Linked DNA regions of Homo sapiens: region 2 is linked to region 1. Evidence: read pairs that join two places in POLR2A ChIA-PET (ENCODE). Cell type or tissue: Panc1. All regions are shown on one strand. Links, peaks and the distances in the headings refer to the core of each region. The heading gives the core; the rest is flanking DNA. Region 1 overlaps NUMA1 (nuclear mitotic apparatus protein 1). Region 2 overlaps PDE2A (phosphodiesterase 2A).

Region 1 (12,559 bases), core at 2,633-10,632:
GCCGAATGAGACCTGATTTCTGCCAGGTCTCCACCGAGGCCCACAGTAATGGTCTAGTAAACCATTGTTTGTTTCATAATCTCTGTCATAAGATCATGGGCTCCTAGAATCCTTGGGCTAAATTAGCCTCTGTCTCAAGACAGGTGGCTGCCTGGTTCTACCTCCAACGTACTAGAGCCCCAGAAATAAAGCACCCATCATCTCCCCTTGGGTTAAGAGAAGGCCCTGCAGGGTCCCTCAGGTACCATCACCCCAACCCTGCCCTGCCTCCCCAGTCTGGTATTCCATAGGTACCTTCGCCAGTTCCAGCTCTGATCCCTCTAGCACCTTCTGTGCAGATACCAGGCATTCTGGGGAAGAGGGATGTTTTCGATTTTCTGCAATGACAACAACGTAGAAAACAGGGTGAACTTCCTGGAAACCATACCTGAGATCCCAGAACACTGAAATCTGGGGAGCAGAATGGCTATCTCTGGTGGGGCTATGAGATGTAGGCCTCCTTACTCCTATGGCCTCTTTCCCCTGCCTTACAATTTTCCATCTGAAGTCAGTTCTATCCTGGGTCAATCCAAGGGCTACAGGGATAATGGAAGAAGAAAGCAGCCTCGGAATTCACAGCAACTCTGGGTCATGATGTTGCACTCTCCCACCCACTCACCAACTCTCAGCACCACAGAGGAAGAGCCCAGAGATGCCAGGTCACTTTAGAATCCTGTTCCAACTGAGGTCACAGAGTAAACCTATAGCTGAGTCAGAAAAGGACAACTAGGGATACGTGACTCTTATACTGCCCGAGGGTCTGGGCTCAAATTACTAACACCTTACTTTATCTAAATAAAGCCTCACCTTTCCTATAATTCTCTAGGGGTGGAGATGGCAGCTAGCTCCCCATGTCAAAGACGAGGACTCTGTGGTCTAAGGCTGGACAAGGGGAGGGGAACTGAAAAGCACTGTACTAGAAGCTTTGCATGTGTTCTTATTTAATCCACCCATCCACTTGAAGAGCAGTTATCTCCATATTATAGATAGGGAACCTATGTCCAGAAAGGTCACACAAGCAGTGAGGGGGGTCAAGATCAACCTTAATGTGCCTCTGCCCCTACACCTATCGCCTAAGCAATTAATTCAAAGTTATCTGGGAAAAACAGTTTTTCTTGCAAGGGAAAGAGACTCATTCTCTCTTCTGTCTCCTTGAAGTTCGGGGAAACAGAAACTTAAGGTGCTCAAAGAGTTAAAAGTGACAGGTCCCAAAAAGTAACCTTCTGGCTCCACCTAGATCTCCGAGAAGGGCTCTGGGACTGAAGGGACACTCTTCTTACACCAACTGATGAAGGCATCACAAGACCCAGGGGATCTGAACCAGCTGTTTTCATCTTTGTGTTAAAGAGTGGGGAGCCTTGAAATTTTTCTCCTCCAGACACCCATGAACTAGTTCCTCTGGACTCTCCAATCCCACGAGCTGAGGAAGCAGCTTCTTCATAGCTGGATAAGAAAGGTGCTTACTCTGCAGAAAACTGCACACAAAGTCCAGTCTCTCTGACACCGGCTGCTTCAAGATTTGCTGTCCCTCTTCAGTGCCATGGCTAGAAAAAGAGCAAGTATTAGGACCAGAGTATTCAGCAATCTTTGCCTCCTTGCTGCTGCATTTCATAGTACCTCCCCATTCCTTCCAGTCTTGATCTCTGCTGGATCTGGAAGAGATCCAGATCAGATCCTGGAGGCAGGTGACAGATACCAGGACACCATTTATCCAGATGGAACTGTGTGGTGGGTGGGAAGAGGGGACTTGAGGCATGGGGTTCTTCTGGAAAAGATGGCACTCTGCCACCCTATTTGCAAACATAAAAAAGCTCTGTGGAAAGGGGCCGAGAGGAGACGGAGGCAGCACAGATGAACGGGAAGCTATATTACACCATCTGGAATGGCTCAACTCTAAACTGTCAGGAAGCCTGGAGAACACACCTAGGTTAAGAGTGAGAGAAGACCATGGGGAGGGAAAAACATCCAAGAACTGAAAGAACAGGAGGAAACAAGGCTCTGAAGTGACAGGGTGAAGTTCCCCCACTAGGCTGAAGGCTGAGATGGCAAAAGCCTCCCAGAGGAGGATCCCAGGGACTAGAGTGTTGTTTGTTTGTTTGTTTGTTTGAGACAGAATCTCGCTCTGTTGCCCAGGCTGGAGTGCAGTGGCACGATCTCGGCTCACTATAACCTCTGACTCCTGGGTTCAAGCAATCCTCCTGCCTCAGCCTCCCAAGTAGCTGGGATTACAGGCATGGACCACCACGCCCGGCTAATTTTTGTATTTTTAGTAGAGATGGGGTTTCGCCATGTTGGCCAGGCTGGTCTCAAACTCCTGACCTCCACCCACCTCAGCCTCTCAAAGTGCTGGGATTACAGGCTGGAGCCACTGCGCCCAGCTAGGACTAGTATTCTTGATTAGTGGTTCTTGTCTGTACTTGCTTAACTGGAAGAGCGGGCAGTGTGAAGAGAGCCATGAGGAGAGGGAGACAGCAGGGGGAGCTCTCACACAGCCCAGGAGGCTGAGGCAGGAGAACTGCTTCAACCCAAGCGACAGAGATTACAGTGAGCTGAGATCATGCCACTGCACTCCAGCCTGGGCAACAGAGCGAGATTCTGTCTCCAAAAAAAAAAAAGAATACTAGTCCCTGGGATCCTGCTCTGGGAGGCTTTTGCCATCTCAGCCTTCAACCTAGTGGGGGAACTTCGCTGGATCCCCTAGCTAACTGCAGTTCCATTTTCAGAAGCAGCAGGTGAAATACCACTTCAAGTTAGAAAGCTGAATTCTCTAGGCTACAGTGGGAGATCCTGATTAGTGGGCCCCTTGCTTCTCAGAATCTACACTCCTAGTTCTTAGCCAACTTTCTGGAGGGCAGGGCAGGCCCAGAACCTTCCAATGCCAGAGACATCCTGCAAGCATAAGCATCATCCAAGCCAAGACTATGAGTGTACCTCCCCCCATACCCCATGTGATTACACAGGCTTCTTCCAAGTGAATCCCTCCCAGAAGCACTCTGTCTGGATAGTTGGTCTGAGATCAGAGACTCCTACAAAGTCTTGAGGAGATGCTAATCTCTTACAGACTCCCAAATGAGCCATTTTCCCTACCCACCCACAATCTGGAATGTTGTGACTCCTTGGCTCAGTGTAGAGCAATATTTACCTCAGAGTATTCCATTAACTAAAATAAAAAGAGGTTCTCAGGTGAAATGTTTAAAAAATGCTGGGTTAAACTGAACATTTTTTATAGAAGAAGATACAACATGCATTATTTCCTAAACCTATTTGACCACAAAACCCTTTTCCCCCACCCCCTACAAAGCCTGGTGTAAGTAAAGCTGCATGGAGCATACTTTGGACAACAGTAGTCCTAGAGAAATCCAGCCCATCCTTTAAGACTGTGTTGAAGTCTCATCTCTGTCAGGAAGCCATCCACAACTCCTGCCAGTCATGCCTCGGCTGTCCTCCAGGTCTTCCTGCAGCACTCATGAATGCAACTGCACCATTTACAACTGCCCACTCCAACTGCACTAGCTGAAAGCCAGGAATAAAGTAGGTGCTCAATACATATGGGCTGACTGACAACTGAGGGATGCTTTTTACTGAGAAGAGCAGAAATAAAAGTCAGCAAGACAAAAATGTCAGACCTCTAAGTTTTCTGGCAAAATGCCTCCACTATACTCTGTTATTCAAGCTTCACAGCTATCAAACAGACGGGACAGCCTTTTTTGCTTTAGACTATTCACGCACAGAAGAACCAAAAGGGAAACTTGTCAGAGGGGTTGATCCCAGTTAATTTTCCCAGAGAGAAGGCCAAGTGGCCAAGCAGTTAAACCCTCAACTCCCACAGCTTATTTTTTTTTTAATTTTTTAAAGAATTATTTTTCTCAGGGTGCCCCTTGTCCAGTGTGCAGACAGGAGCCACCCAACTCCCACAGCTTCTATCTACCCTCCAACCTTGCCATCCTCTGCTGCCTTCTGCTGAGAACTAGGCTGCTGATTTAGGTTGGCACCAGTAGCGGTATCAGAAATGTAAGAGCCAGAACATATTAACTAAGAACCTCCATTTCCCAAAAGGAAGCTGGTCTGCATTGTCCTGGATCTGAGATGGAGATTAGCATTAACCTGGGATTTCAATATCGCCTACCTCCAAGCCCCACTTCTACTGCAGCCTAGGTTCAGGCAACACCCTAGAAGACAACTTGCAAATGAGCATCTTGAATTTTTGGCCCTTCCTATGAAAATTTCCTAGCAGGTTATAAACCTACAGTGGCTAACCCAAGGACAACACACATCCTTACTCTTGGGCACATCTACTGCTCTTGTCACCAGGCCAAGGAAATTTCTCTCTTCAAAAGCAAAAGTTCCTTGATCTATTTTGAAGTCAAAAAAGCATGCTGCCCCATATTGTGTGTTACAATACAAGGCATATTATACCTGGCTGCTTCACTTTTAGTGAGGTTAAAATTAAACAGAGAGTTAGGTATTGCCAGACTAATGGTTTTACCACCCATTAATGTCAGGTGCCTGGATCTATCACTTCCTTAGGGTTTGCAAAATAATGATTTTCAACAGAAGTTGCAAAATGCTGACTTACAGGTGGTACACAACCCCAACTATGAAGTATCCTTGACAAAAAAAAAAAGTGAATCAAGCTTAGATCTAATTATCAGTATATAGGCAACAAGGGGAATAGTGGAACAAGTTAAGCCGTACCATAATAATGCAATTAACAAAATCCAGGATTTAAGGATTTCTATAAGATTAAAAAAAAATGAGGTGGTGTCGAGTGGGGAGAGAAAAAAGCAGGAAACAAAACTGGTGAGAGGAAATGACCCCCTGATGAAAGATCTTAAACACCAGGCTGAAGATTTTAGATTTCTACCTATTAGAAATGAATATTCACTGAGGTTTGATGAAGAGTCACTGAAGTGTCACAAAGAAAACAAGATTTGAGAAAGATTCTTGAGAACTCGTGCATAGGAATGAACTGCAATAAGGGCAGATTAGAGAAGAACTAGGCCATGAGGGCCTAGTATCCAGAATGAGGCAGAGGGAGGGACGCTGGATGTGAGCAGAGAGGATGATGACCAATTAGAGATCAGCGCCAAGGAGACAGAGAAGTCAAGATGATGTTGAAATGTCCTGCCTGGGTAACTGGGAGAGAAAATGGTACTGTCTGGACCAAAATAAGAATAGTGACTTCTTTCAGAGGTACTAAGGCAGGTCCTGGTTAGAGCCATATGGAATATTAAAAAATCCTGTAAGATAACCCACGATCAACACACACTTCAAATAAAAACCACTTTAGCAGCAGACCCATCTGTCCTGGGCCACTTGGCCCCGCTAGACCTTGCTGATAGAGAACACCAACTCATCTCTTCACTCAACAAACATTCACTAAAACCTAAACAATGTAGCATCCTAAGCTAGGTAGGGAGGACCCCAAGATGAATCAGACACAGTTCTAGCCTTTGATAAGCTTAATTCTACCTTCTTTCCCTATCAATGAGCTGTTACCTATGAACAGGTAGCTAAAGTGCTTGCTTCAGAGATATGAGTCCCTGATACCAGTTCCTAACTGCCACGTATGGCACATAAACACCTTCAACACTTCAGTCTATCCTTGGCCTGGGGCAAACAATCTAATGTGCTTTTTCTTAAAAAAAAAAAAAAAAAAAAAAAAAAAAGATGACAACTGACCTATGCTTGGTCCCAGAAAGGTAGGATACTGGGAGGAAGCCCCACTTTATTCATTTCCGAGATAACTGTGACGTTCAAAGGAAATGTGCTAAAGACACAGACCAAAAGGCCAAACTACAATCCTTGCTGCATGGTAACAACAAGCTTATTAAATGCTCATGGACCTCAGAAATCAAGTTAATTGAAGCAGTAAAAACCCCAGAAGTGTACTTATTTTATAATGGCTTAGAAAGAGGCATATCTGTACTGTGCTAACAAGTTAGAGATGAGATTTCTAGGTGTTTCTTCTTTCCTTCAGATGTGAGAGCTTCCCCTTTCTTCCCTCAGAAGGCTGCAAAGAGGGCTTGTGGCATAGGGTAGGGATGAGTCAAGAAAGGAGGGTTGTAGAAGCCTTCTGGTGAGACAAGAGATGGGGAACCCAAGAGTGAGCACTTGGAAGAATGTGAGGGCGTGGAGCCTTGGAGGTTCTCCTGTGCAAGAATGCAGAAGCCTCAGGATGGGACAAGCGTAAAACCTCTCCCATGGAGTGGTACAGCAACTGGAAGATGAGGTCAATGTATTCTTGCCTTTAGGCCCCACCCTGGCTTATGATGTCCCAATCCTTCCCCTGATTTCTGGTCATAGCCATCATCAAGTAAAGAGAACAAGTACAGCCCCCACCCCAGCAATCAGCTTTGCCTTAGAGGCTAGAAAGGGGTATGGTGCGTACTCACATTCTGTCAATGATCTTGATGAAGATGCTGCAGTCCTGGAGCTGCAGCACAGCCTCCACAGGGTCAGCCACGTGTAGACTGTTCACCTGTAAATCAAAGGGAACAGCCTAGTGAGACCGTTAGAAGCAACATGGTTTGCTCCTTTTCCCAGAGGCTTAATGTGAGTGCTTACAGTTGTAGACTATAGGAATACAAGAACTGATGATTCTCAGGTTTTTAATTTCAGGAAGGAGTGCCGTTGCACTCACTCATCCAGTTACAGCCACCTGAAATGCAACCATCAGAGAGCCCTTCCTTTGGCTTCAACTAAATAAAAGCTTAAACTTTCCTAAGATGTTCCAGCACTGGGAGTATTTTGGAAGGATACACCAATAAATTGGTACTACCACTGCTTCTAAAGAGAGGAACTTGACAGCAGGGAGTCTGAGGTGGGAAAAGAAAGGCTCTTACATTATAACTCTCTGTAGCTCTTGAATGTATTATAGCTCTTTGTATTTCTTGAACGTTTACATTATAAGTTTCTGTATCCCTTGGATTTTTATATTATAGTCCTTTGTGGCTCTTGAGTTTTGAAATATCTATTCAAAACTTAAATATTACATATATGCTATACACTCCCACAAACATATAAAATCTTATTAATACATTTTATATTATAGCCCTTTGTGGCTCTTGAGTTTTGAAATATCTATTCAAAACTTAAATATTACATATATGCTATACACTCCCACAAAGATATAAAATCTTATTAATACATTTTTATTCTTTCCACACATAAAGCTTTGGCTGAGGGGAGAAGGGAAAAACAATAGGGGAACAAGATGATTTTTTAAAAAGGGGGTGGAGGGAGCCAAGCGCGGTGGCTCACACCTGTAATCCTAGCACTTTGGGAGGCTGAGGCGGGAAGATCACTTGAGCTCAGGAGTTCAAGACCAACCTGGGCAACATGGTGAAACCCTGTCCTACAAAAAATACAAAAAATTAGCCAGGAGTGGTGGCACATACCTGTAGTCCCAGCTACTTAGAAGGCTGAGGTGGGAGGATCACCTTAGCCCAGGGAGGTCGAGGCTGCAGTGAGCTGGGATTGCATCACTGTACTCTAGCCTGAGTGACAGAGCAAGACCCTGTCTCCAAAGGAAAAAAAAAAAGAAAAGAAAAGAAAAAAAAAGGGGGCGGTGGGGGATGAAAGAATAGGAGCTGGGAATTTCAAAGAAAAACTTCTTAATTCTAATTTAGTTGCCTGTTCCCATTCTTTGGCTTCAGATAGGCATACATTTAAATCAGTTTTTACCACTAGAATATTCACCAGGGGTCACACACATCAGGTACACAGGTTATTCAATAAGTATACATGGTCAACCTCTACAGGAAAACCTCATGAATTCCACAGGCACTACAGTTCAGAAGTAGCCTGGGCTGAAGTTTACGTTTTTATTACTATAGGAAGAAAGGGTTTGCTAAGTTAATTATTCACATATTCAACACTAAGAGGGGAGAGAGACTGAGCCTGCTTTAAGAAACAAGGTATTTTAAAGAACTTCAGCATAGTGGTTATGTGCAGACAACTAGATTCTATTGCTTACAAATGTGTTCTCTATATTTGGGCTGGGAGCCAGTACATACACACTTTGGGCCCAGCTCCTCCACAAACTTGCCAGCAACCTTTGTTACAAACTTTATTTCTCTCTGCACTAGTTTCCTCCCTTGCCAAATGGATGGAATCCCTACTTTATCTACTTCAAAGGACCAGTGTGAGCTCAAATGGGATTATGGATGCAAGAACACATTAAAAAATATAAAGTAGGCCAGGTGCAGTGGCTCACACCTGTAATCCCAGCACTTTGGGAGGCTGAGGTAGGGGGACTGCTTGAGGCTGGGAGTTTAGGACCACCCTGGGCAACATAACAATACCTTGTCTCTACTAAATAAATAAATAAGCAAGCAAGCAAGCTGGACATGGTGACATGTGCCTGTAAGTCCTACCTACATAAGAGGCTGAGGTAGGTGGATCATTTGAGCCCAGGAGCTGGAGAAGTTACAATGAGCTATGATAGTGTCCCTGCACTGTGGCCTGGGCAACAGAGACATCTCAAAAAAAAAAAGAAAAAAGAAAAACTAATAAACATAAAGCACTATTATGGTTAATAAAATTAAAATAATGAAGTAGACATAACATTTGTATTTCTTAATAGTTAAGTTAGCTGCATGCACTATAGAATTAAGAGGATTTTTAAAAATCAATGATTTCTCTACAGACATGATAGTATTTATTTGAGTTAAACACTTTCACATTTAAAAACAACTTTTAGGCCAGGCGCAGTGGCCCATGCCTGTAATCCCAGCACTTGGGGAGGCTGAGGTGGAAGGACTGCTTGAGGCCAGGAGTTCAAGACCAGCCTGGGCAACATAAGGAGACCCTGGCTCTACAAAATAATAATTTAAAAAAATTTTTAGCTGGGTGAGGTGGCTTGCGCCTGTATGCTCGCGTAGTCCCTGCTACTCGGGAGGCTGACGTGGGAAGATCGCTTGAGCCTGGGAGGTCAAGGCTACAGCGAGCTATGATCACACCACTGCACTCTAGCCTGGCCAACGGATTGAGACCCTGTCTCAAAAAAATAAATAAATAAATAAATACAACATTTAGGCTAGGTGTGGTGGCTCATGCCTGTAATCCCAGTGCTTTGGGAGGACGAGGAGGGAGAATCGCTTGAGGCCAGGAGTTTGAGATCAGCCTAGGCAACATAGCAAGACCCTTTCCCCAAAAAATTAAAAAAAAAAAAAAAAAGAGAGAGAAAGGAAAAATAGCCCAGCATGGTGGTGCATGCCTGTGGTCCTAGCTACTCAGGAGGCTAAGGTGGGAGGCAGAGGATTGCTTGAGTGCAGGAGTTCCAGGCTGCTGTGAGCTATGAAGCTGCAACTGCATTCCAGCCTGGGTCACAGAGCAAGACCCTATCTCAAAAAGCGGAATCTTTTAGATGAATCCCAGTTAAAACAGATTAAAATTTTTTTTAACGTGAAATAAAATATGACTTATTGACGTCTTAAAGAGTTTGCTAATATATTTATAATATATTTTTACTGTCTTTTGAAAAAAGCTCAATCTAATTGGTCAGGACAGGTCATTGTAAGTTTTCTAGGAAGATTCTGAAAACTTCAGGCCAAGATTCCATTTTACCTGCAGAAAATGAAGAGACTGCCAAGGCTAAACCATCTCCTATCAATACCTGCAATCTAGGTAAAACATTCAAGGACTATGGATGCTTGTTCACTAACAAGACTAAAAAATCATACCAATTAGCTGATGTAAAGTCTCCTAAGGAATCTGGATTCATCACATATACCAATTAAGTAATAATCCAGCCACAGTTCCTTTCATGGATATAAAAATATTTTTTCTTCCTGTGAGTTATTTTTGCTCTCAAGTGAGAAATCATTTAAAAGTTGAGGAAGTAGAGAAGTTCCTTCATCTCTAGTCAGGGCATAAAACATGAGAGTGAGGACCAGGCTCACCACATAACTCAAGAGTTGCCTTTAAGGATTGCAAGGTTGCTTAAGGTTGTCAAATCTTAAAATACCCTGTAACAGTTTATTCATTATTAACTGCTGTTTACAGAATAGTTTCAAGCTATAATTTAAGTATTAATAAAATAAACCACTAATTTATTTTTATGTTATAAATTACTGAAAATTCAGAAGACAAAAAACAGAGCTCCCAATAATTCTAGTATTTTAATACAGGTACTTTTAGCATTTTGATGTATTTCTTTCGTTTTTTCTAGGTAATTTTTTTTAAACTGTAGTTGGAATTATCATGTGTGTGTATGTGTATGTTCTATGCCACTCTTCTCACTAACATAACAGATGCATTATTTCATGCTACTACAGTTTCATAAAATTTGCTTTAGCTCCACAACTTTTGTTTAAATTGAAAACATTCTCTATACTATATTTATATATATTTTTAAGAGACAGGCTCTTGCTATGTTATAGGTTGGAGTGCAGCAGCTATTTACAGATGCAATCATGGCTAACTGCAACCTCAAACTCCCGGGCTCAAGCAATTCTCCCATCTCAGCTTCCCAAGTAGCAGGGACTACAGGTGTGCACTACTGATCCCAGCACATATAACTATACTTTAACATTTTCATGCATGTTCTTTGTTTTTTTTTTTTTTTTTTTTTTTTTGACACAGGCTTTCACTCTATTGTCCAGGCCGGAGTGTAGTGGCACGATCACAGCTCACTGCAGCTTCAACCTCCACAGCCTCAGGTGATCCTCCCACCTCAGCCTCCTAAGTAGCTGGAACCACAGGAGCACACCACCACACCCAGCTAATTTTTGTATTTTTTGAAGAGACAGGGTCTCACCACGTTGCCCAGGGTGGTTGCAAACTTCTGAGCTCAAGTGATCCTCCACCTCAGCCTCCCAAAGTGCTGGCATTACAGGTGTGAGCCACTGCACCTGGCCTCATGCATATTTATTGTGACTTTTCAGAAAAGGATGTAAGTAGCTGCTATAAATAAAACTAGTCTTAGGCCAGGCGCAGTGGCTCATGCCTACAATCCTAACACTTTGGGAGGTCAAGGCGGGTGGATCACTGGAGCTCAGGAATTCAAGACCAGCCTGGGAAACATGGCAAAACCCAGTCTCTACCAAAAATATAAAACATTGTATTTTTTTTGAGGTCACATTAAAATTGAGGTCAGAAGTTTGAGACCAGCCTGGGCAACTTAGCAAGACCCCATCTCTACAAAAAGTTTTTTAAAATTAGCATGGCATGTACCCCTGTGGTCCTAGCTACTTGGGGGGCTGAGGTAGAAGGATGGCTTGAGCCCCAAAGTTTGAGGTTACAATGAACTATGATTACATCACTGTACTCCAGTCTAGGCAACAGAATGAGACTCTATGTCTATTTTTTAAAAAAAGAAAAATGGTTGGCTCTCCAATTGGCCCTGATTAATCAGTACTCAGGGTGAATACTAAAATATCCTGTGTCAACTAGCATGCCCAGGAAGTATTTTAAATGTCAAGAACTATGATTTATTGAGATAACATGCTAAATGACTGCATGTATGTGGGTACTTGTGCACACTATATGTATCTCATTATCCTTGTAATTACCCCATGAGATATTTTATTTTATTTTTTCATGGTGCCAAGAGAAATTAGAACTTTATGAGGTATTTTAATTTAAAATCATCCCCATTAAAAAAAATGATACTGGCCAGGCGTGGTGGCTCACACCTGTAATCCCAGCACTTTGGGAGGTCAAGGAGGGCGGACCACGAGGTCAGGAGATCGAGACCATCCTGGCCAACATGGTGAAACCCGTCTCTACTAAAAATACAAAAAAATTAGCTGGGCATGGTGGCGTGCACCTGTAATCCCAGCTACTCGGGAGGCTGAAGCAGGAGAATTGCTTGAACCCAGGAGGCAGAGGTTGCAGTGAGCCGAGATCACGCCACTGCACTCCAGCCTGGCGACAGAGCAAGACTCCATCTCAAAAAAAAAAAGATACTGAAGATACTGAGAGGCCAACTTGCCCTGGGTCAGAGAGACCAGTGCTGTGATTCTATGCTGGGCATGTGACTCTGAGACCCATATTTATCACCACACTCCATGGTCTCCTCTGTTTCTTTAGCTTTATTTATTATTTTTATATATATTTTTGAAACATGGTCTCACTCTGTCGCCCACGCTGGAATGCAGTGGTGCAATCATGGCTCACTGCAGCCTCAACCTTCAGGGCTCAAGGGATCCTCCCACCTTAGCCTGCCAAGTAGGTGAGACTACAGGTGCACGACACCATGCCCAGCTGATTTTTTAATTTTTTGTAGAGACAGGTTTTTGCCATGTTGCCCAGGCTGGTCTTGAACTCTTGGGCTCAAGCAATCCTCCTGCCTCAGCCTCCCAAAGTGCTGGGATTACAGGTGTGAGCCACCACATCCAGCCTCTCTAGCTTTAAATATCCAATGCACTCTATTATTTTTTCATTTGCCACTGTCTCTGGTAGAAAATGTATGAATGATCTAGCAAAAGAATTTTGATGAAGTAATCGGCAAGGCAACATTTGCTGATGGACAATGGCAACAGACAGAAAGGTGGTAAGAGAGTGATGAGAACCT
Region 2 (8,000 bases), core at 1-8,000, 610 kb after region 1:
ACAGGTGTATGCATCCAATTAAATTCAATACGCACGCCACCTAGACACAGAGACACATGCAGACACAACCTGCATAGATAATGTGCACACCTAATGTCACACGTTTGTGGGCACACACAGCCCCTCAGCATAGACAGCGCTGCTGGCCCACTGCCTCCTCCCACCCCACCCCATTCCCATATGCACGTGTACATGCACGCACACACACACACTCACACACTCACACACTTGTCAACTGGCTCCTCACCTCAGACCCCTCAGCCCTGGCTGCAACCCTTTCCTGTCCAGAATCGCGGGAGCAGCCACCACACAGACACATGACATTCAAACACCAGCACTCAGGTCCTAATAGATATATTACCCAAGCAATCCCAGGATGTGCCATAGTGACTCTAAGCCAGCCACCTAGGCTGCAAACACATTGGCACACACGGCACCCCCTGCCCCAACTCCTCTCTGACAAGACACCCAGTGGAAACCATCAGGCCCCTGCAGTGGCCCTTCCTGGCCACACACAACAGCCAGTAACACACACAACTACATATAGAATCCTGTATGCAAGCTGTCCCTACAACAACTCCACTGTACAATAACAGACATACAGCCACATACACACAAGTTCTCTACACACACAACAGCCACACACCCAGCTACCACTCCACAGCCACAACACTGCCTCCCCAGCCACACATAGCACACAATGCCATAGACCCATAATTCCCATAATCTCCCCACAAATAATCCCACTCTCGATGACACATTCATACACGGCACAACACACATGATTACACACAAGACACACCCAACACATGCAACCCAGCCCGTGCTACACACAGACAGGAACACTCACACAAACACATACACTATAGACCCACCCAGCCTGGACACATCCCACCGCAGGTTGACACCAGATTGCAGTTTACTCTTCCCTATCTCAAGCCCTAGCCGCCCCCGTCAAGACCAGGGCAGCTGGGATGAGGGGCTTTATAAGTTACAAAAGCCAGTGCCCACCACATCATCCCCCCACCACCTCAGATCCCTGGGCATCGCCTGAGGGCAGCACACTCCACATTTAGGCCCTTCCACCTGAGCCCACACCATGCCATGCCTGAGAACATGGGGGGCGGGGGTGTCCCAGGGACACTAGCCCTGCTCTCTGAGCCTGCCCCCTCCTCACCACAAAGCAGAGGTAGATACAAGAGGAAGGGGTGGCTGCAGAAAGAGACCCCAAAACGAAGATGGAGACCTAGAGAAACAGGAGAGAGACCAAGATAGACCAAGAGAGGTGGGCACATGGGGCAACAGACCAAATTAGAGAGCCCAGAAATACTTGAAGAGAAACCAGAGGAGAAGCCCAGAGAATAAAGTGGGACCACTGTACCTGGAGAGGAACAAGAGGAGGGGCCCCCCACGAGGAAAGACTCGGAGATCTCCAACACAGGAGGGAGGGAAGGGATCGGGGAGTGGGTCCCACAGAGAAAGCCAGTGAAGCCCTGATGGAAGGAGAGATTTGGACTCTGGGGTAGGTTCCAGGCTGAGGACTGAAGTCCAGATGTTTGGGTGGGAATCTGAGCGGGTGTCCAGTTGAGGCTTGGAATGGAGGTTTGGGGCTTTGGGTGAGGCCGGCTCTGAGGTGGAGTCCTGGATGACAGCTGGGGGTTCAGGTGCTCCAGGTGTGCCGGGAGCCCCACATATATGGTGAAGGTTCCGAGGCGTGGGCAGGGTCCCCACTAATCTAAGGAAAGGGAATTCGAGGCTTGGGCACAGCTCTCAGTGTGCACTGCGGTCCCACCGTGGACTGGAAGCTCAGTGCTTGGGGTGGAGCCCCGGATCCGAAAGGAGTTCAGAGTCTGGGGTGACGTGTGGACTGAGAGCTGGGGCTTCAAGGGCTCTTGGTCTGCGCTGCCGTCCCAGCACAGGAGTAGAATTCAGAACTAGAGGAGGGGTCTCCTCCCTGAGAAGGGTTCGGGGGCGGGCAGACCCGGCCCGGCGCTCGCCGGACACCCCGTTCTCCTGGTGCCCAGCGCGGGGGCCCCCCTACCTGCAGGCTGTCGGCGCATGGCTGCGGCGGCGGCGGCGGCTCGTCCGGCTTGAGGAAGACCTGCTGGCCCCGCCTGAGGAATTGGACAACAGCGATGAGGATGTGGTGCAGCACCAGGACCATGCTCGCAGCCGCCCGCCCGCCCGCCGGCCCGGCCGCTGCGCTCGGTCAGCGCGTCCGCGACAGCTTCGCCTGGTCCGCCCGAGTGTCCGCCCCGGCCCCGCCCCGGCCCGCCCCCCGCCCGCCCCCGGCCCGCCCCGGCCCCGCCTATGTCCCCGCCACCGCGGACCGCACCTCTCGGCCCGTCGGATCCTCCGACCCCACCGGACACCCGGCCGCTGTCACCCCGCTTCTGTCTCGCCCTGGGTTCCCTCGGCCCTTCCAGCTGGCCTGCTGTCAGCCTGCGCTCGCTGCCCCTCGCCCCGTCGCCACTTCTCTCGCATCTCGCAGGGGCCGCTCTCAGAGCCTCCACCCTGTCTGATCGCACCCTGTTTCCCCGCCACCACTCTGGGGTCCGGGGCCCGGCCAGAGCCCCAGGCAGAGACCGGCGCAGTGGGGTGGGGTGGGGAGGGAAGGGGAAGGGGGGCAGGGGCCGCGGACACCGCAGGAGCCTCGGGCTTGCTCCTCTCCCTCAGCCTAGGAGGCAGGGGGAAGTCGGGAGAATGTTGGAGGTCGCTGTGAGACGGACAGGCCCTGGAGCAGTCGCCCATCTGCGAGGGAGACACGTGCGCACAGACACCGAGCGCACACACGGCGGCCGCCACTGACTGGGGCCCCCAGGCCTGGGTGGGCAGGTCTCTGTCGCCGTCCCCGGAGCCGGAGAGGGTGCAGGCCCCAGGGCCACACGGTCCGCAGTTCCGCGGTGGGACCCGCGCTCCGGGAGCGCGTTTCTCCGCAGAGCGGCTTCTGGGTTCAGGAGCCTGCGGCAGCCGCGACGCTCCTGCGCCCCCTGCCGTCCCATCGCGGCGGCGCAATCCGGCCTCAGTTGCCGGCTGCCCGGAGGGGCCGCGTCCGGGGATTCAGCGGGTCACCGGGGTCAGCTCCCTGCCCGGACCGACCCGGTTCTTAGGCCTCTGCTTGGCATGAAAGCGGTTGGGGCGGCAGGACGTGTCTGGACTGGAGGGTGCGCTTGGGTCTCGCTAGGCCTTTGCCAGCGACTTGCCGCATGACCTTGCTCGGATCCCCTCCCCCCACTTCCTGGGCCTCAGTTTTCTCATCTCCCTCACAGGACGGCCAGGAGGACCAAACCCGGGAATGGCGGGAAGGTAGAGTCCCCCGACAGCCCTCAATGTGGTCTGACCTGAATCCCCCCGTCAACTGCACTGCCGGCCCCTCTCTCTGCAGCTCCCCTCCTCACCAACTCTTGGACGGTGACTCAGTGAGCTCCCAGCCTCCCAGCCTCCCAGCCTCCCAGCCTCCCCACCTCAGCTGGGTGATTCATCAGGGCCCTTTCTCCCTGGGGAGTGATTTTCTCAATGTTGAGTCATTGTGCCCATTCCTGGACACAGTCCAGGCAGCTGGCACATAGCCTTGGCAGAGCCCGGCCACCCCACCAACTCAGGGGGCAGCCCTCCATGCCAGCGTTTCTCCCACCTTTCTTTCTGAGGCATGCTCTGGCATGCTCTCCCCCACTCACCCTCAGTGGCTCCCTACCACCAGCACAATAAAGCCCGAGCCCTGAGCCTGGCGGGCCAGACCCTCTACAGCTGAACCCTTGCTTGGTCATCCAGCTCTGACTCCCCTCCCCACCATTCCTTACATTTCTACTTCTTGCTCTTCTCACATCAATGACTGACTGACTCTCACCTCCAGGCCTTTGCCCATGCCACCCCACCCCCAATACCCTCCCAGATCCTTCCCTCCTGCCTGTCATTTAGGGGCCATTTGAAGGCCCACCTCCTCTGGGAGGGCTTCCCTGGTTACTACCTTATCCCTCTGGGTAGCCCTTTTTTGTGTCTTTCCTGGGAGTCACATCTGGGGACTTAGGAGAGGTGTAGAGTAAGTGATCTGGGCCAAGTCAATGTATTTTACTGAATCTTCCAAACAGGGGCAATTCATCCTACTTATTAACACTGTAGAAAAAATTACCTGGGCTAAGATGTGTAAAGGTTCTGGCCCCCACAGGGCCTCCCTTCCTATTTTTGGCCTCAGTTTTCTCTTCCGTAAAAGGGGATGACCCATGTAAGGGCTGTTGGAAGGACTAGGTCTGAGTCTGAGCTCAGTGCACAAGTCTCTTGGTAAATTCTGAGCATGTGTCACTGGCTCAGTCCTGGGCTCTGGACAAGGCTGGGTGAGATACAGGTGCCCGGGAGGTATCTGTTACAGCCACTGGCCAGAGTTACTTGTTCTTCAGGGGAGGCCACCTCAGACCATGGTCAACAGCCGACCCTGGCCTGGCACCGCCACCATCTCTTGGGCTCCCAACTCCAGGCACCACCTCCATGGCACTCACCTCTTGAGAAGTTATTTTATTTATTTTATTTTATTTTATTTTATTTTATTTTATTTTATTTTATTTTTTTGAGACGGAGTCTCGCTCTGTCACCAGGCTGGAGCGCAGTGGCGCGATCTCAGCTCACTGCAACCTCCGCCTCCCGGGTTCAAGCAATTCTCCTGCCTCAGCCTCCCGAGTAGATGGGACTACAGGCATGCACCACCATGCCCAGCTAATTTTTATATTTTTAGTACAGATGGGATTTCGCCATGTTGGCCAGGATGGTCTCGATCTCTTGACCTCATGATCCACCCACCTCAGCCTCCCAAAGTGTTGGGATTACAGGTGTGAGCCACTGCACCCAGCCAAGAAGTTATTTCTTCAGTCTTACTTGAATCTCTCAAACTACAGCTCAATGACTGGGGTCCCTGGTGTGTGCTCTATGTGTCCCTCAGCTCAAAGAGTCTTTCTGTGTCAACCTTTCAGATCCAAGCATTCCTCAGAGGGTTTGAGTCCTAACTGTGCCATAGACTTGCTGTGGGATTCTGAGCAGGCCACAGCACCTCTCTAGGCCTCTATTTCCCCATCTGTGAAATGTTATTACACTAGACTCAATAAACAAGTGCACTGCTTTCTTCCAGTGCTTGGTAGAGTGCAGAGCCCTTTCAGAAAAACCCTCTCACACAATCCTTGAAATTCCCCAACCAGCACCCTTCCTGAGGGGGCAACCAAGGCTCCTTGAGTTGGCACATTTAAAGGCCTTGCCGAGCTCTTATAGCTAGGAGTGACCCCACTCCAAGGACTCCTCCACTCACACGCAGATCCCTACCTCACTCCAACTGCACAATCTGTGATCCTGTTCTGGGTTCTCACCCTGACTCATGTTAGAATTGCCTGGGAGCATTTTAAATACTGATATCTGGAACCCCCATCCCAGATGTTTGTGAATGTCCCCCGGTGATTCTAATTTGCTGCCAGGTCAGAGAACCCTGGAGTAGATGCATCTCCTCCCTGGCTGACCTCTGTCCCATGGAGGTGAGGGCCAGGGCTGGCCCCTACTGGCCGAGTGTATACATCTGGGGCTGGGAGGCTTTCGCATTTATTGAGCACATACTGTGTGCCTCACATTTCATCTTCTCAACAATGTTATAGGGTGGGATCTATTATTAGTCACACTTCACAGATAAGGAAAACTCAGGCACAAAGTAAACTGCCCACAGTCACATAGCTTGTAAGTAGTCAAAATTCAAACCCAGGCCATCTCACTCCAGTCTGTGCCTTAAATACATTCCTTGCTTCTTGAGCAAAGCCAGGTAAGGAAATCAGATTTCCCAGCTCCTCTTTTGTCCCCAAGAATGCAGTGGCTGAGGGTCCTACTATCCCGGTGTCTGCACCCTCTGCCCATCTCGGACACCAGGAAGCCCAGTCCCAGCCCCAGCTTTCCTCCCAGCTCCAGCTTAGGAATGCATAGCCCAGCCCCTCTAGCCAACTCTTTTTGTCTTCCCACCTTAGAGGCCACTTGGCCTGGAAAAGGTGACTCAGCTGTCAGCCTGGGTCCTGGGCCCACTCAACCTCAGGCCCTGTCTAGGAACCAGCCCTGCCTTGTTCCTAATAAAAATGACACCTCTCATTGGTAGGGCCTTGTGCTGGCAAAGCATTTCCTCACCCAGGCCAGATCCAACAGCCTCAGGAGGCACGGCATTAGCCCCATTTTACAAATAAGGAAAGTGAGGCTCAGAGAAATGTAGATGCTTACCTGAGATGGCACAGCTGGTTACTATAGGAATGTGAACCCTGGCCTATAGACTCCAAACCCAGTGCTCTTTGCACCAAGGATAAGCAGCTACTATGTAGCCCAGGACCCCCCAAAGCCAGGGCAGGTTCACTCTGACCATGTTCACCCTCTGCTCATAATCTTCACTGGGCTCCCCATGGCCTCCAAGGCAACATCCAAACTCAGTATAAGATGCAAGGCTCATCCCCACGTGACTTTTTCCTGCTGCTTCTCCTACCACTTCCCGTCCAGCCATGCCTGACTCAGCTGTACCCTGAACCTCTGGCTTTTCTTCCACCTCTTTGCCTTTGCCCAACCTGTTGCCCTCCCATTTTGAATACCCTTCCAAAGGCATATCTGCCTGCCAATATCATACTTTCATTAATTCATTCATGCCATAAATATTTACTGAGAATGTACTCCATGCCGAGTTTTGAGGGTAAAGAAATTTGAAAGTTAGATCTTTCAAGATGCAGGAAGAAAACTGCCATCCAACGAGAAGTAGCCCCCACCATCTCCCCAGTCTATAATGCCCTCTTCCTTCTTCACCTATCCCCAGCCCTCCCTCAAGAGCAGGGCCTGTCTGATTCTTCCCTGAGTCCCCATGGTCCAGCCAAGCTGGGAGCCCTGTGGTGCCCAGTGAGCTCTGGTGAAGAAGCACCATCTCTCCATCTCACACACTTGGTCCTGGCAGATCTCCATAGACTGTAAGTCTTTTCCTATCCCCCATGACCACATGTCTTGCTTCCAAGGGCCTGTCTGCTGCCTGACATGCATCTATCCTGTTGCCATGGACCATGGTTACACCCCCACCTGGAAGCCCAGGTTCAAACCCTAGCCCTTCCCTGACATGCTGGGTGACCTCAGGCAAGGCTTTGGCCCTCCCTGGTCTCAGACTTCTCAGCAGCCGTGAAGCTTGGCCTGCTTCTCTTTGAGTGCTCAGGAAGCTGAGGTGGAGGAGGCAGTATCCAGGCAGGCCTCCCTGGGCAGAAGGTACCTCTCCTGAGCAGATGGTCCTACGCAGGCACCAGGCCCAAAGATATGGACAAGGGCTGGATCCTGGTATTGGAGGACCCTCAGGAGAGGCTGTGTGTGACTTGCTCTCTCTGTGACCTGGGCTAGAGCCCATGGACTAAAAGAGGGCCCCACTTCCAAGGGCTCTGTGAAGGGACAATCCAAGATGCTTCCTGGAAGAAACTGACATCTCTGCAGGTTCTGCCTCCATCCAGACCCTTTCCTCAACACTCCAGCCCTGGAGTGGGCACAGGTGTTCACCTGGGCAGGGGTGAGCCACCCTTAGGCTGCTCTGTATGTGTGTGCATGTGTGTAAGGCTGCACACAGGCTTGTAAGCATGATGTGTGTGAGGGTGGAAGAGAGTGTGAGCACAGGTTTGTATCCTTGTGAGGGTGTGTGATACTGCAGTGGTATAGCTGAACTTATATGTGTATACACAGATATGTCTGTGTATCTATAGGGGTTGGCACGGGTGTGTCTATGCAGATAGGCATGTGTCTGTGTGCAGAAGTGAGTGTATATTCACACATGCAGGTATATGTGTGCAGTGGTGTGTGTACACAAGTGTCCAGGAATAGCATGTGCGTGCTTTCACGTGTGAATGTGTGTGCAAGTATGTGACACGTGTTTATGCTCTAGCCCAGGTCAGAGAGAGAGCAAGTCACACACAGCCTCTCCTGAGGGTCCTCCAATACCAGGATCTAGCCCTTGCCCCTATCTTTGGGCCTGGTGCCTG

Evidence for each region. Peaks named below come from ENCODE experiments on the same cell type or tissue, not always from the same donor. Only the 100,000 strongest peaks of a DNase experiment are listed, where the experiment ranks them.
Region 2: POLR2A ChIA-PET joins it to region 1 with 20 read pairs; 2 of 35 experiments call an interaction of 5 or more read pairs at or near these places.

What each region holds. Positions count from the first base shown.
Region 1 is chr11:72,022,771-72,035,329 of GRCh38, forward strand. NUMA1 (nuclear mitotic apparatus protein 1) reads right to left here. Exons shown (of 27, transcript NM_006185.4): 4 at 6,435-6,520; 5 at 1,504-1,583; 6 at 295-377. Among named protein-coding and RNA genes, the nearest start is that of NUMA1-AS1, 15 kb to the left of the region's middle. RefSeq lists an enhancer at 2,353-2,647. In Panc1, for the core only: a CTCF peak has its summit at 2,748; no DNase peak of the experiment used is centred there.
Region 2 is chr11:72,640,213-72,648,212 of GRCh38, forward strand. PDE2A (phosphodiesterase 2A) reads right to left here. Exons shown (of 31, transcript NM_002599.5): 2 at 2,042-2,114. Among named protein-coding and RNA genes, the nearest start is that of PDE2A-AS1, 17 kb to the right of the region's middle. RefSeq lists enhancers at 1,867-2,367, 2,802-3,391 and a silencer at 2,686-3,025. In Panc1, for the core only: a CTCF peak has its summit at 2,991 (motif pointing left); DNase peaks (open chromatin) are centred at 3,089 and 3,489; H3K4me3 peaks cover 1,663 bases; H3K27ac peaks cover 373 bases; H3K27me3 peaks cover 1,294 bases.